Regions from separate parts of the Homo sapiens genome. Here region 2 is linked to region 1. The links are chromatin loops, found by intact Hi-C in ENCODE. Cell type or tissue: lower leg skin. All regions are shown on one strand.

What was found. A loop is a pair of places that touch in the nucleus more often than their neighbours do. Peaks named below come from ENCODE experiments on the same cell type or tissue, not always from the same donor. Only the 100,000 strongest peaks of a DNase experiment are listed, where the experiment ranks them.
Region 2: a loop joins it to region 1, with 5 times the contacts of the local background. A loop is called at or near these places in 100 of 110 quality-filtered maps.

The regions. Positions count from the first base shown.
Region 1 is chr2:237,059,372-237,061,871 of GRCh38, reverse strand. All of the region lies in intron 1 of COPS8-DT (COPS8 divergent transcript), which reads left to right. It overlaps LOC105373950 (a long non-coding RNA gene), which reads right to left. Exons shown (of 3, transcript XR_007088140.1): 1 at 1-2,500. Among named protein-coding and RNA genes, the nearest start is that of COPS8-DT, 25 kb to the left of the region's middle. RefSeq lists enhancers at 795-844, 2,382-2,491. In lower leg skin, a CTCF peak has its summit at 946 (motif pointing right); no DNase peak of the experiment used is centred here.
Region 2 is chr2:236,352,998-236,355,497 of GRCh38, reverse strand. All of the region lies in intron 15 of DRC11 (dynein regulatory complex subunit 11), which reads left to right. It overlaps LOC105373945 (a long non-coding RNA gene), which reads right to left. Exons shown (of 5, transcript XR_007088138.1): 3 at 233-997; 4 at 26-131. Among named protein-coding and RNA genes, the nearest start is that of IQCA1-AS1, 37 kb to the left of the region's middle. In lower leg skin, no CTCF peak of the experiment used is centred here; DNase peaks (open chromatin) are centred at 337 and 1,037.

The sequences.
Region 1 (2,500 bases):
AGCACATTTTCAACCTCTGTGAGCCTTGGTATCCTCATCTGTACAATGGGAAAAATAATAGTTCCCAAAGAGTTATTATGAGAATGAATTAAACACCATGAGCCCAGGTGCCTGCCTATACCCGGTGCATGGAGCCACTTTGTTCCGGTTCCTTCCTCCATCTCCCCATCTTGTCTCTGACTGTGGTTTATTCTGGGATGACACCCCGGCTGTACCTGTTTGCTTCAGACCTTGGCAGGGCTTATCATGGCACTTCACGAGGCACCTTTGTTTGTCCAATGTGGAGCTATGCCAGCATCTGCAGTTGCCTTGGCTGAGATGCCTCCACTGCTCCCGGGTGCAGGATGGGTCCTCATGTGGAGGGATGCGGAGTTTCCTGGTGGGTGGGGCAGCGCTTTCCGTGCTCCAGGTGTTTGTGGTTGAAGTCGACTGTGATTATAGACTAGGGGTGGTGGGCTGCTGGGAGGGTTCCTGTTCTGGGGATTGCCCAGACCCACTACGTTACGCCGAAAAAATCCCAGCAAGTTGCTGAAGGGGGGTGTAGGAGTGAGGAGAGAGAGATTTTGAGCAAAATGGGCATGTGGAGGGACTGTGTGTGTGGGCGCTGTGTAGGGCAATGGTCCCCCGGGGGTGGCCCCAGACAGACCGTGTGGGTGGCACATCAGCTGTAATGGGACACCTGGGCCTTGGGCTCAGGCTAGCAACTTAATGTTCAGTCTTAATTCCAGAAAGTGGGACGAGCCTACTGGGGCAAGCCTGAGATGGGTCTGAGCCCTCGAGTGGGAAGGGTCTGGTAGGGTGGGAAGAAGGCAGGATGGGCTTGGGAGGAGAGGCCAGCCCGAGTGTGATAACCAGGTTTCAGCAAGCACGGGGACCCTGACATTGTGTTCTTGGGAAATGCAAAAGGCAGACCACAAGGTGGTGCTCACTACAAAAGAATTCCAGGACCAGGCAAAACCCGGAGAGTGCCAGCTTTTTATTCACCCCGGATTTTCGAAAACAGCAATATGGACAAAAGATATTTGAGGCTCTCCTGGGCATGCTTTCCCTTTTCTTCTTTTATGTTGTTTTTCTAGTTTGTTTCAGGCAATCTCGCCCTGCATTATTGGAAAGTCTTGTTCAGAACAGTTGGTGTCTTCACAGTGACCGCAAGCACTAATGAATACACACACACACATACACACACCCTGCGATAGGTGGCTTTCTAGATCGATACCCCCACCCCAGGGCACTGAGAGGGGTAAAGTCAGAGCCGGGCAGGGTGTCCTTCAGGATGTGACCCTGTGATTTTGTCCTCTTCCTGAAATTCTCAGGATAGGGAGGATTTCAGTTTGATGCAAATACTCTATTTCTATAACACATATTTTTGCTTTTTTGTACCACACAATCCTCCATCGTCTCTCACTTTCCCCACACACCATTACATGTGTCATTAACTCTCAAGGTCCTGCCAAGACAAGCAGCTCCCCTTCAGCTGTTGAGAGCGATATGGGACTCACCCTGCCCAGCGCATTGCCGTGAGGTGAAGCCCGGGGGACGGGGGCAGAGGTGTGCTGGGAAGGAGCCCAGACCTTGTTAACTTTGCATACAAGAGTGTTTTGTATCCATGTGGAAACTCACATAAGCAGCAACTTATCATAGTTTTTTCCTTCTTATGTCTCTTGGTGTATTGTATATGTGTGAATGTGTGTAAATAAAATGTTAATTTCAGTGCAGTCTGAGATACCCTCACTGAATCCTACCCACCTCTCCCAGCCAGGCTGATTCAAGGGGGCCCTGCCCCGCATCCTTCCTGCTCTACCGGCCATCGCGACGCCACCTTCCATGAGCTCCATTTCCAGGACTGGCCCATCTGGGCATCACAGTCCCAACCACAATGCGTGTTTGGTCCTTGGGGCTTCCTGGATAACTTGGAGCTTTGTGAGAACTCCAAAAGGATTTCTTCTGAAGAACCAAACCCATGTTTCATAGGCGACACGCAGTTTGCTCCTTTCAACATGCACACAAAACACACATGCATGAAACAGCAAATGAGAGCAGCCTCGGCATGATCTGAGAGTCTGCCAGTCCCTTCCTCACCAGAGCAGGGCTCAGAACCATACTCCTCACATCCTCGGATTCTGGGGTGCAGCCCTCAGGGACAGCTTGGGGCTGAGGCCAGAACACAGTTGGCAGGGCCCAGAGCTTCTCCCCTGACCCCACCTAGCACGTGGCTCAGAGCCAGTGGGGCTGGCCAAGGGTTGCTTTTCCAGTATGGTTTGCTCATTTTCTTTTGCTGCTCTTGTTCTCGCTCTCACCTGTACTCTCTGCTCTGTCCCTGCTCCTCAAGGGTTTCAAGATCAAGATGCTTATTGTCGAGAACTGTCTTCCTTTCAAAAATGGCTTACAGTTCTGGCCTCCAAATGCAGGATTTTAGCTACACTGCCACATCATTCAACATTTAAAAAACAAAACAAAAATAGTTCACATTATTATAATTTTTCCATTTGCTAATGGGCAA
Region 2 (2,500 bases), 710 kb after region 1:
TCGTCCATGAAGAGGCCAGGCTCACCTTCCACTGCGTGCGGACGCAGCTGCAGGCTGAGGAGCGACATGCACATAGGCTGCAGAACCTTTTCTTTTTTACATAGACTATTTTTCAGAGCAGTTTTCGGTTCCTGGCAAAAGGGAGGAGAAAGTGCAGAGAGCGCCCACATAGCCTGCTCCCACATAGGCAGGGCCTCCCCACTCTCCCCGCCCCACAGTGGGCCACACTGACCATGTGCTACAGTGAGGAACACAGACAGACACCTCACTAGCGCCCAGAGTCCATCAAAACCCACTGTGGGTGGGGATGCCGGCGTCTGTACGGCCAACGAGGCCTCTGCCATTGTTTCCCCTGCCTGGAACATCGGTGTCAGTCCTGGGAGGCCACGTCAAACCAGACACCCGGGAGGGGCCCAGGGTGGGGAGGGAGCCTAGACCCCGACACATAGGAAACTTCTCGGAATTCAGACACATGCACCTGCAAAGAAAGAAGGAGAAAAAAGAACACAAAAGAAAGGCCCCTAGACCAGGGTGGGCCATGTAGCCGGGTCCAGCTGTGTCAGAGGCTGCCGTGGGAAGGGGACTCCCAGGAGGAAGGCAACAAGAGAGCCAGGCTTCTCCAGGACCCGGGATACATGTCCCACTCCACCTGTCCAGTGACGACAGGGAGCACCCCACACAGGGAGGGCATCAGGCTGTGGAGGCCCCGGGCACTGTGTGTCAGTCAGGTGTGGAAACACACTCTGCAGGCTGTCAATCACCAAAAACACAGAGTGGCATCCGCAGGTGTTGTGTATCAGGCAGTGGGGACAAGGCGGGACCAGGGTTTGATGCCACGAGCATTCAAAATGTTTAGGCAACCCAGAAACACTCGGGGTGGGGGCGATGGAGGTACCTTGGGAAGTTGAGAATGGCTTTGCACACAGGCTTCTCCAAGCTGGCTAGAGTCCATTCCACCTGGCGAGAATTCATTGGCCATAGTGTGGTGGGCAGTGGGCTGGGGAGGAGACGGGGCTTCAAGAGTTAAGTTCAGGTGGTTTGTAAGCCTGACGCCCCCCACCATCCAACACCTTCCCATTGAACACAGTCTGGATAAGCACTAATTGCATCAACATGTTCCTGTTACTAGCACCAACCTGCCCCCCACACACACACATGCACACTAATACACTCACACACATGCACACACATGCACACATGTACACACTAACATAAACTCATACACACACACGCACACATGTGCACACTAACATACCTCATACTAACATACGCACATGCACACACATACATTGACACACACACACATTGACCACAGACATACACGCATGTCCCCTCCTAGTTACTGTGCCCAGTCTTTCCTGTGAGCCCCTGCATCCCAGCTCCTCTCTAGTTCTTTGCTTTGCCTCAGTTTACCAGCCCAGCCAGGCTTCTCATTCTAGTATACCTCTGCCCTTCTTTTGATGATCATCTATGGTTTATATCCAGCTAATTGCAGTGAGGACTTGAAGTAACCTCCGCAAGTACATAAAAGGTATTACAAGGAAATAGAAACTTAAAATGTAATTTTTAAATAGTGGAAATGCAGGCCAAAATGTCATATGAAGTATTTAAACAGAATCCAAGTGACCACAGTATGGGAAAGTGAGCCCCCTCCCCCTGCAAATAAGCCTTACGCCCCTGCACCCTCCCTAACCCCTAACCCCGCAGCACCTCACTCAGCGACACCCATTCAGACACAGGCAGCTGCACCCTCCACAGGCAGGGACCGTGTCTCCCAACTCCCAGACACCCCTGCTTCCCACCACAGAGCTCTCAGATGCTCCGTAAATATGTGTGGGATGAATGAATGAATGAATGAGTTTCAGCCGAGACACATCAGCTGAAAAAAATAGTAGCTGTTTTTTTTCCTGCAGTTCTCCTTGGCAAGCAAAATAGGATCCTTTCAGAGAGAACCTCCAAAACGTCCAGGGGTCATCTGGGCAGAGCATCTTCATAACCCATGCATGCCGAAACACAAACAGGTTTTAATTGAGCCATTATCCCCTGAGAATCTAATTCTGATGGTGAATGTTTGACAGTGTTTCTTTGGAAAATACAAAAGATCAAGCCCATAAAATGCATGTGGATAGAGACGTCTTTAGTTGTTTGCTAGAACTTCCTAGAATTTGAAAAGGCACACGGTGGAAATTTGTCTTTATTTCATAATTGACACACAACAAAAACCCTCTAGTGATATTTGATAGTAGCGAAGAGCCCTCTACTGGCAGGTGACGTGAACTACCCGACAGAACTCTGGAAAGTTCAATTACGAATTAATTAATGTAATTGTCCGTGACCTCAAACTATCTGTGGGTAATTTAAATGAAGCCTTTTCATAGCTAAATGAAAATTAGAAAAGCAAAGGATACCATTTTTCATTAGCAAATTGGCAGAGAGTTTTTTACTATTAATACTTGTCGAGGAGAAGAGTGTAGAGAGCCAGAGCCCTCATTTATTCCTG